Linked DNA regions of Mus musculus: region 1 is linked to region 2. A link is a loop called in an ENCODE intact Hi-C map of the cell type or tissue named here. Cell type or tissue: left cerebral cortex. All regions are shown on one strand. Links, peaks and the distances in the headings refer to the core of each region. The heading gives the core; the rest is flanking DNA.

The links. Hi-C counts contacts between places; a loop is a spot of excess contacts. Peaks named below come from ENCODE experiments on the same cell type or tissue, not always from the same donor. Only the 100,000 strongest peaks of a DNase experiment are listed, where the experiment ranks them.
Region 1: it touches region 2 in a loop (2.2-fold over the local background); 1 of 42 quality-filtered maps calls a loop at or near these places.

Annotation. Positions count from the first base shown.
Region 1 is chr4:139,432,549-139,437,912 of GRCm38, forward strand. It overlaps Ubr4 (ubiquitin protein ligase E3 component n-recognin 4), which reads left to right. Exons shown (of 106, transcript NM_001160319.1): 50 at 1,072-1,135; 51 at 1,446-1,580; 52 at 2,462-2,636; 53 at 3,574-3,711; 54 at 4,525-4,646. Among named protein-coding and RNA genes, the nearest start is that of n-TVaac1, 4.7 kb to the left of the region's middle. In left cerebral cortex, for the core only: no CTCF peak of the experiment used is centred there; DNase peaks (open chromatin) are centred at 695, 1,091 and 3,135; H3K27ac peaks cover 1,578 bases.
Region 2 is chr4:139,356,852-139,362,215 of GRCm38, forward strand. Emc1 (ER membrane protein complex subunit 1) reads left to right here. Exons shown (of 24, transcript NM_146157.4): 5 at 652-780; 6 at 2,389-2,515; 7 at 3,179-3,328; 8 at 3,606-3,773; 9 at 4,029-4,100; 10 at 4,411-4,473; 11 at 5,245-5,364. Among named protein-coding and RNA genes, the nearest start is that of Emc1, 6.9 kb to the left of the region's middle. In left cerebral cortex, for the core only: no CTCF peak of the experiment used is centred there; a DNase peak (open chromatin) is centred at 2,451.

The DNA of each region.
Region 1 (5,364 bases), core at 273-5,272, 76 kb after region 2:
GCGTGTGTGTCAGAGAGCAGCGTCCGCATTGTGGCTTTGCGCTGATTTGCTTTTGTTCCGAGTCCTGCTACTTTCTGTTCTGGTCATTGCATGGCTGCAGAGCTCTCCATGTGTAAACCAGAGGCTACCCTGGACCGTGAGCGCACCCTTGGTGTTGGCCACATCAACCTCTTGGCTCTGTCCTCCTGAATCCATCCTTGCTGCACATTTTGTACACGGATGTGAAAGGATGGGGTAGAGGGGTAAAATGCCCCTGCCGGTTCATAAGCCCCGGCGCCTGTTCCACTTCCCTTTGTCCTACGCCTCCTCTGTCTTCCCTTGGTGCCCCCCTTTCCCCTGCCCCCTTTTCACTCTGGCTATTTTCTCAGTGCTTTCCTTTCCTGTTTAGATCCCAGCTGTCAGGATGTTGGTCATTTACTATGCCACTTAAATTCACAGCATTAAGCCCAGAGCATGTTATCTGATAGATACTGGTTAATGGCTAGACTTCCTGCTTCTTCCCTAATGGAGAAGTTCCATGTTCTAAATATGCTTTGTTCTATCCTTTGAATGTTCCAGTGGCATGCATCTAAAAATAGTTTGTTTGCTCCTGTACTGAGAGCCCGTAGGGAGTGCCTGTGTGCATTTTCCTGGCTGTGTAAGCAGACCTTAACATTGCCAGTGTAAACAGATGGCTTTAACATCTCCCTTGTGCCTCCCTTTGCCCACTGATCTCTGAGCACCTGAGCTTTGGGCACTGCTGCATCGAGACTTAAGCCCACCTCAGGATCCCTGCCACAGGCAGCAGAAGGAAGCACATTTATCCTCTTTGAGGAAGAAAAGCCCCGCCGTCTTTGAGTGGTGGATTATGAACATGGCCCCAGGTTGATCTCCGAGCAGGAGCCAGGTTTCTTCTGGCCTGTGACACAGGCAGCGATATGCACGGCGCCTGTGGCAGGTCTTATTGTGCTTTGATTTTTATATTTGGCATTCGGTAGCTGTCCCCAAGGTCCTCACAACTACAGCTTGCCGGGCTGACACGAGGCAGAGAGAACAGTGCTTGTACTCAAGCCAGGCTTTCTGTCTCCCCAGGCTGGTTGTGAGTTCTTTGGAAGCCCTGGAAAGCTGCTTTGCTGTTGGCCCAATCATTGAGAAGGCAAGTTATTTCTTCAAAGCGCACGGGAGCTTTCTGAAGCGACAGGAAGTAGGGTTGTTGACTGCGGCCTGCTGCCTTGGAGCTGAAGAATCCTGATGGCACAGTCTTGATGTGCGAAGCATCCCTGAGCTGCTGCACCTGTGCCGTAGGAGGGTTGAAGTTTAGAAATACTCACTCTTTTTCTGCTCTTTGTAGTCAGTGGTGGGTAACCTAGCTCTGCTGGCCTGGAAGGCAGGAGGGAAGGGCAGATAGAGAGCATTCTGTGGTGCCTTGAGATGCCGAGTGATAACCCTGCTGTCCTTTCTGTCAGGAGAGAAACAAGCATGCCGCTCAGGAGCTAGCCACTTTGTTGCTCTCCCTGCCAGCGCCTGCCAGTGTCCAGCAGCAATCAAAGAGCCTCCTGGCCAGTCTGCACAGCAGCCGCTCGGCCTACCACAGCCATAAGGTAACCGCTCCCTTCCTGGGAGACTTATGTAGAAAGGGACACTGTCCTGAATGACGGATATTGAATAAGTTGACTCTCCGTCTATAAAGTAAGGGCCTAATGGAGTAGGCAGGCGGAAAGCTCACACTGAGATTAGACTCCCAGGGTTCTTCTGAGATGTATGGATGCTACCCTAGACTGAGAAAGCCATCTAGTGGGCCACTGGATGTTGCTTTAGCTTTCTGTCCCTCTTAGCAGGATCAGCAAGTCTTGAAAAAGAGAGTGAGCGAGGGCAGCTAATTCTTGTGAGAGATAGTGAGGGTCAGGACTGTGCCATAGGTGTGGCTGATGTGCTGGTGTTCCAAGCCCTCAGCTGTGGCCTGGGGTGGCAGGCCTACATGTGTGGCAGGTGGTTGTTGAGTGGGGGGTTATTGTTGGGCCCAGAGGTTCTCCTGCAAAAGCCAGTATCTGCAAGAGGAGGTAAGCTGGGCCACGTGGCATCATGAGAAACATGATGGTTCAGACTAATAGGAAGAAAGGTGCTGGGGGCACTGTCAGGCCTATCTGTCTCTTAATAGCAAGGAATGAGTTCAGCTTGCTAAGGAAAGCATTATCCTTGGGTAAAGGACCTACTGAAGGGTGGATGAGTGTCAAAGGAAGCGGTTGGCTGCTGTAGTTCTGTTGACTGAGTGGGTGCTAGCTTTCTGTTAGACTGTGAGACTGTTAGTGGCTGGTGACTTAAAAGACCATTTTGTATCAGTTAAGACAGTTGAGCGCTGGGAAGCCTGCAGATTGGTTTTGATAGCTGTTTGGCAGTTCTTGAGAGCAGTAAGCAGCCTGTATGTGCTTTAATGCCCTGCCTTTGCCTATGCTTGACTTTCTGCGACCTGACTGTTTTACAGGACCAGGCCTTGTTGAGCAAAGCTGTGCAGTGTCTCAACACATCCAGCAAAGAAGGCAAGGACTTGGACCCCGAGGTGTTCCAGCGCCTGGTGATCACAGCTCGCTCCATTGCCGTCACACGCCCTAACAACCTTGTGCACTTCACCGAGTCAAAGCTGCCCCAGATGGAAACAGGTGAACTTGGCCTTTCGTGGCCGTGGTCCTGACACCCGCTCATTGAACCTCTTTGCTTCTCTGTCATGCTCTTCCTATTCTTGGTGTCTCTGACAACGTTGTTCCCCCTTTGCTTGTTTGTTTGCTTATTTGTTTGTTTTGTTTAAACTTTGTCATTTTAACTAAATTGACCCTTGTTGAATTTAGTTAGTGTTGGGAACCTCAGCTGGTCTGTTGTGAGGTTGTGATGGGCGAAGCTAAGCATAGTTCCAGCCTGGTGCCACACCAGACAGTGGCAGGGACTGGGAGTTTCTTGTGTTAACTCACTTTGTGGAGGGATGCAGAAGGTGAAGGTCAGGCCCTTGGGTGAAGCCAAGCTTGGCTTTCCTTGGTACCTGCAGGCCGGGTGCTGCATGCTGCTGCATGGCTCTGGCCGCAGAGCAGAGCACGCTCAGTGTGTTCAGGGCCTTCCCTCTCGGCTTCTGCCATCGTCTCCTCACATCGGCTGCCTGGGGCTTGGTGCCAAGCCTGATTTGCCATTACTAAAAAGAGCTTGTTGCTGCGTCTGCAGTCCCCATCACCTGCGTGTGCCTTTATGCCATTGCCTTCCTGTTTGTTCTCCTAACAGTGCAATCCTAGAATCATTCTAGAGGAATCTCAGATGTTCCCCTAGGTTTAGTCTAGCAGTTGGAACAGGCATCTTTGACTCTGCTGTAAAGATCCTGAATGCTCCCCTCTCTACCTAACTCTAACACACAATGTTTTCTGTGATGTTCCTTTCCCAGACTGTTTTTCTCCCAGATGTGCCTGCTGGAATCTAGGGATAGTTGGCATATTGATTGGGGCCCCACTTGAAACTCCCTCCGCAGGCAAGCTTCCTTGACCTGAGTTAACCTTAAAACAAATTGAATTCTGTCTTAGATTTACCATCGTTAACAATTTCCTTTTTCCTGCATAGAAGGAGCAGATGAGGGGAAAGAGCCGCAGAAGCAGGAAGGAGACGGCTGTAGTTTCATCACTCAGCTTGTAAACCACTTCTGGAAACTCCATGCATCTAAGCCCAAGAATGCCTTCCTGGCACCTGCCTGCCTGCCAGGTATCACGTTAGCAGGGGTATTTGGATCTTGATACAGTGAAGTAGGTATAAGCTCTTCAGCACAGTGACCTTTTCCTCCATATAAGCACAGAGACATGTCTGTGAGCTCAGTGTATTGCTGCCCTTGGGAACTAGCAGTGCAGTGTGGTATGGTGTGTGTGTGTGTGTGTGTGTAAGTGAAAATGCTTCCTTCATGTGGGATTGTCTAGTTCACATGGGGCCTTGGGGGTGGGGTGGGGTGACTATGACAATGACAACAACGACGACGATGGCTATGTAGTTGATATTTTAAAACAATGTATCTGAAAGACTTGGTTGAGAGTCAGTTTAGAAGTAGTGTGGAACCAGCCAGGAAAGTGTTTTCACTCATTTCCAGGCTGCTGTTGCCTTAGTCCTCTCATGGGTCACACTCCTGACGACCCCTCAGCCAGAGAGGAGAGTAGATGCCAATTGGCCTGTCAAGAGACCAGCTTTGTCAACAGGTTTGGGGAATACAGGGGAGGTGGTATTATCTGCCCACCTCAAGTTTCCCCGCCTTGTCCATGGCTGTCCACAGTGATTCCTGCTTCTCTGGTTCAGGTTCTGCAAGGGCTTCTAAGGACACTTAGCGAATTGAAAGACTTAATGAAAACACTCCAGCTACAGCTGATAGGCTGCACTACAGTGTCGTGGGTTTGCTTTGCTGTGTGTTTGCCTATTGTTGTCTCGACACCCTCTAGGTGGTGCTGAGATCTGTGCTTCCGTCTCAGGCTCTCAAGGGTCTAGAGTTGTTTTTTGTCAACATATTTTCAGGTGATCTTTTCTCCCATTTAGGCCTTACTCATATTGAAGCTACGGTTAATGCGTTGGTAGACATTATCCACGGTTATTGTACCTGCGAGCTGGACTGTATCAACACAGCATCCAAGATCTACATGCAGATGCTGCTGTGTCCTGTACGTATCAACACAGCCCCAGATGCCTCTGGTCAGCCTGGGAGTGTGTGGAAAATGGCCTAATGAGCACTGACCTGAAAGAATGAAAGAAAGTAGACTTAAAGTCTGAGGGGCTGGGCTGAAGAGGTGGTTCAGTGGTTAACAGCACTGGTTGCTCTTCCAGAAGACTTGGGTTCCATTCCTAGCAAGCACATAGGAAGTAACAACTGCTGAAACTCCAGTTCCAGGGTTTCTGACACTCTGTTCTTGCCTGCTTGGGCCCTGTATGGGGTGGTGCACAGACCTACCATGCAAACAAAACACTCACGCACATAAAGTAAATCTTTTAAAAATGTGATGGGAATCAGCAATCGCAAATACATCAACGCTGTAGAGACGAAGTCTGGGAAGGGAGGACTTGCTCCCTGTTCAGTGATTTCTTCCCATTTGTAGTCTGGAACCTGCTGTAGAGAGAATGTTGAGTAAGTCTCAGTTCCATGACTGTGCGAAGGCTGTGTAGTGTGCCTGTTCTAGAAGATGAGTGTTACAAGGCTGCTTATAGTGTGGAGCAGAGAGGAAGGCGAGAGAGCTTGCTTGTGTGATGATAAGGTAGAGCTCATTTGGAGAGAGCCAAAGTGGCTTCAGGGTCCAGTGGCCTTGCAGACTGACCCCAACAGGTAAAAGACAGGCAGCTGGTGAAGGTCTAACTGTGCCAGGTCTGGAGAGGCTGGTCTGCTCC
Region 2 (5,364 bases), core at 259-5,258:
CCTGCCTCTCCCTTCTCTCTTTCTCCTTGCCTTTCTACAATAGAGCTCTAAAATCATAAAAAAAAACCAACCCAAAACAATTATGTATTTATTTTATGTATATGAGTACACTATAGCAGTTTTCAGACACGCCAGAAGAGGGCATCTGATTCTATTACAGATGGTTCTGAGCCACCATGTGGTTGCTGGGATTTGAACTCAGGACCTCTGGAAGAGCAGTCAGTGCTCTTGACCGCTGAGCCGTCTCTCCAGCCCCTTGCTTCTGTGTCTTACCATAGCAGTTGAGTTGATTAGCATTTGGTGGACCACAGGTAGTGAGCACACTGTGAATCTGAGACAGCTCTGGCATCAGGTTCATGCCCAGTTGTGCACGTGGTTCTAAGCTTCAGTGACAGCACTGGGTGATGGGGGCATGCTAGAGGGTAAGCAGGGAGAGGAAGGTGTAACCTGTAGGAGATGTGGGGACTGGAGGGCAGTGGGCCTAAGTGGTTGCAAGGCAGATTTTCAAGTTGGCAGAGCCAGGATCAGGCAGACCTGGCACTGGGACCCAGGTCTATTTGTTTTCTGACTCAGCAAACTTCAGCAAACAGCACGAGAGGCAGCAGTGGGACAGCCACTCCAGCTGCAGCCCTCACCCCTACCTGTGCTCAGTTTCCAGGCACTTGGGCTAGTGGGCCTTCAGGAGTCAGTGAGGTACATTGCAGTTCTGAAGAAGACGACCCTCACCCTCCACCACCTCTCCAGTGGGCACCTGAAGTGGGTGGAGCATCTGCCAGAAAGGTAAGGCTGTCTTTTCCCAAGTGATGACTACCTTGTCCCAATCCCTACAATGCTCTATCTCCTTGATGGTGCTTGGCCAGGTGCCCTCCTGTTGGCACCATGTGGGAGGAGTATGCTTGCACACGTGGGTCTGAGTGGAAAGGCCGTGGCTACATACTTGGAGTGTACTTGGAAGGGTGGAGAAAATTCAAACTGTGACATGAGAGCTGCCACACAAGGGATCCTCTCCTGCTCATGCACACAGGGCTCTGGGCCTTCCAGCCGCTTTTACAGTAGTCAGAGAGACAGCTACAGGGAGGGCGAGGGAGGCTCGGAGCGGTTTCCAGAGGTCTCAGGGGTTAGAAGCAGGAAAGCTAGGAAGGAACGGGGTGGGTAGAGGTCAGGCAGGCATAGGCTTCAGCCATTTGCAATTGTTTTCAAAAGGTTTTCAAAAGTGAAATTGCTAAAGTTAAGGCTGGATATGGGCTCTGTGGCAGAGCCTACCTGCCACACTCAGGGGCTGCCATTTGGCTCTTTTTTTTCCTTTTAGGTCTTTAGAGACAGGGTTTCTCTGTATAGCTCTGGCTGTCTCTGGAACTCACTCTGTAGACCAGACTGGCCTAAGACTTACAGAGATCTGCCTGTCTCTGCCTCTCAAGTGCTAGGATTAAAGGCACGAACCATCGCTGCTTGGCTTTTGTTTGATTCTTAGCCTTACTAAAAAATGAGTCAAATTCTTGGTTAAATATGGTGGTGTGCATCACACATACACAGACACACCCACCCACACACATAACCAAACCCACACCTAATTTTAGGAGGAAGCCAAGACATGAGGATAACAGGTTTAAAGCCATCTTGGGCTACATAGTGAGAGTTTTTTTTTTTTTTTTTTTTTTGATTTAATGTATGAGTGTACTATTTATTGCATGTATACCTGCAGGCTAGAAGAAGAAGGCACCAGATCGCCTTATAGATGGTTGTGAGCTGCCATGTGGTTGCTGGGACTTGAACCAAGGACCTCTGGAAGAGCATCCAGTGCTCCTAACCACTGAGCCATCTCTCCAGCCTGATTTTCATTTTTTTTAGAAAAAGAAAGAAAGAAAACCAACCCAAAAACAGAAAACAAAAAATCCAAATACCCAAAAGTCAATATCCTAGAGAACTAAGCAAAACATCATCCATGAGTGTGGCCTACCTGGTGGGGCCCACCTCCACAGCCTCACTCAACCATCTGGTATGGTGCCCCATATACAAGTGGGCGTGTCACATCTATCACTTAGGAAAAGCTGGCCGTCCAGTTTATATATGTGATAGCAATTTGAACATGTTGATGAGAAATTCAAATTAAAGACAAAAGCAAGACTAGGGGCTGGGTCGTGGGGCGGGGCTGGGTCGTGGGGCACCTGTCTAGCGGTTCTGAGGAAGGCCCTGGGTTTGATCCCTCACACTGCAGACATCAACAGCAAAGAACCCAAAGGCAAAGGCTGTGTGAGACAGACAACTCCGCTTGGGGCTTTTCAGCTAGTGATACCGCACTAGGAAATGGCAGCTTGATTTTGGAAGCCCTTGGGAAAGCTCAGGTCTAAGGGCTCAGCCGGCCACCTTGTTCTCTCCTCCCTCCCTTAGTGACAGCATCCTCTACCAGATGGTGTATTCCTACGGCTCCGGGGTGGTGTGGGCCCTTGGCATCGTTCCCTTCAGCCACGTGAACATCGTCAAGTTTAACGTGGAGGATGGAGAGATTGTTCAGCAGGTACAGAGGGCATCTGGCTCCTTGCGGGTGGGAAGGAGGTGATGGAGGCCTTCTTTTCATAGGGTCCAAGGAACTTGGCAGGGCAGCTGCAAAGGCAGCTGTGTTCCTGATGCCCATCTGTTGCTGCTGGCTTGTCCTCAGCATACGTTTAAAGCACTTTGTTAATACACAAAGTGTGCTCTTCCGGGCTGGCAGAAGAGCGACTCAGATCTAGGTACTGTCTCTCTCTCTCTGTTTTTTTTGGTTTGGTTTTTTGAGACAGGGTTTCTCTGTGTAGCCCTGGCTGTCCTGGAACTCACTCTGTAGACGGGGCTAGCCTTGAACTCAGAAATCCGCCTGCCTCTGCCTCCCAAGTGCTGGGATTAAAGTCACTGTCTCTTTTGGAGCTTCTAAGGGAGATATGAAAGAATGGGAGTCCAGTCTGGAATAACCCCTGACCCCTCAGGCTCTGGGTCTCCTAGAGTTCACTGTGTAGACCAGGCTGGCTGGCTTCAAACTCACAGAGATTCACAGACCTCTGCCTACCAAGTGCTGTGTTAAAGGTGTGCTGCCATGCTCACCAGGCATGTATTTTGAGCTTGAGCCTCTGGGATCCCAGCAGTTGCTCTGCTGGTTTGCTGCTGCTGCTGATCTTCATGAGTCTGTTGTAAAATCTCTCCACAGGTCAGGGTTTGGACTCCATGGCTGCAGCACCTCACTGGGGCCTGTGGTGTGGTAGATGAGGCTGTCCTGGTATGCCCCGACCCCAGCTCACACTCACTCCACACTTTGGCCCTGGAGACGGAGTGGGAACTGCGACAGATCCCCCTGCAGGTGAGAGGCTCCTTTGCTCTGAGATGTCACCTGCTGTGGGCGGAGGATGGCTGGCAGCATGGCTTAGGGACAAGCAGTGTTTCCCTGTGAGGTTGCTCATGCTTTGGCTGACCTGCTGTCAGAGGCTGCAGGCCATGGTCTCTTTTGGGGACCTTGAATAGGAGCTTCTGGAGCCATTGCCCTAGATTAGAGCTGCTCCCTGGCAAGCAGGGCAGACAACCTAGTCTTGATGGTTCGGGAGGGGTAAACTGTTCACTCTTCTTCTTGTCTCCCCTAGTCTCCTGACTTAGAATTTGGAAGTGGATTCCAGCCCCAAGTGCTGCCCACACAACCCAGCCCAGTGGCTCCTTCTCGAGCCCAGTTCTTCCTGCAGTTGTCCCCAAGCCACTACGCTCTACTGCACTACCACCATGGTGCCGTGACTCTGCTTAAGAACTTCCCCCAGGTAACTGCAGGCAGAGGGGCTGCTAGGAGCAGAAGGGTCTTCCAGGACAGGGTTTCTCTGTGTAGCCCTGGCTGTCCTGGAACTCACTCTGTAGACCAGGCTAGCCTCGAACTCAGAAATCCACCTGCCTCTGTCTCCCGAGTGCTGGGATTAAAGGCATGCGCCACCATGCCCGGCTGAGGCAGAACTTTTGGACCCTGACATTTTTGCTTTAAGTCCCAGTGTCTGGGAGCTGCTATCTCATTTTCCTCACAGGCCACGCTCGTCAGCTTCGCCACCACAGGGGAGAAGACAGTGGCTGCAGTCATGACCTGTCGCACTGAAGTGGTGAGTACTGTGGGTGACAGCGAGCATGTGGGCCTCCTTATCTTTGGGAACCCTGATGGTTGGTGTCACAGGGGTGGGAGGCTGCAGAGAGAGGAGTTCTCCTCTCATCTCTACAGCTTTCTACAGAGACTCCACCTCAATAGGAACAGGATCCTGATGTAGCCACCTTAGTCTCTCAGACTGTTATGGGTTCATAGGCTTGTGAGGAGGGCCATGAAAAGTAAGATTTGCCTTCTGACTGTACTGAGAAGACAGAAGTTTCTGGGAGGTAACCCTTTGGCTGAGGGTTCTCTCATCTTCCTTTCTCTAGCAAAAACCTGTCAGTGCTGGAGATGGGTCTGTGGCAAGCTTTCCTGAGACATCTGGTGCACAGGTAGGGTGTGGTGCTGGCAGATAAGGTGTGGCGTTGGGTGGTGGGGCAAACCTACAAACACAGGAGGCTGCTCAAGAAAGCCAAGATCAACTGGGCCTAGCAGGTCCCCTTGAGTCCTCAGCTTCAGGTGGGGTCCAAGTACTGTCAGCTAACTGGCCTGTCTTGTCCCTTCTTATGGCAAAACGAGGAGGTAGACTCCAGAGATCTCTTCTTCCCGACTTGCTTCTCCGAGCCTAAGCTTCCCCAATCCTCTGGGGTCTGTAGCTGGTAGAGCCTGGTGGTGTTCCATAGTGCACTGGGTCGCTGTGGGGGCCTGACAGAAGGCCTCATATCCCAAGCTTTCCCTTTCTTTCTTCGTATCTGGGAACTCTCTGTTCTCTGTACACACTGGCTCCCTTCTGAGATGAGCATGCTTGTAGCATTGGCTCCCTTCTCAGACACACATAGTACTTGCTCACACCTGACAAGATTTCTATGTTAGCCCTGGCTGCCCTGGAATCACTGTGTAGACCAGGTTAGCCTCAGGCTCCCAAGTGTTGTGATTAAAGGATTCCCCCCTCCCCTCCCTGCCCAGCTTCTGGCTCCCTTCTCAGATGCACAGTAGTTGTGATCTTGTTGATTTACTCAGCAACTTGTTTCTGCTGTAGGCTTTAGCTCTCTTGACCTCCCTTTGCACAGGTTTTTCTTCAGGCCTCTTTCTTCTTGAGGGTGTTTGCACTGTCTTTTGACACTTCAGGGACTTTATTGTGGCCCCACTGTCTGTACTTCTAGGACTCTCTGGCTTGCTTCAACCAGACCTACACCATTAACCTGTACTTAGTGGAGACAGGTCGGCGGCTCCTAGACACTTCCATTTCCTTCAGCCTGGAGCAGAAGGGCACGCGACCTGAG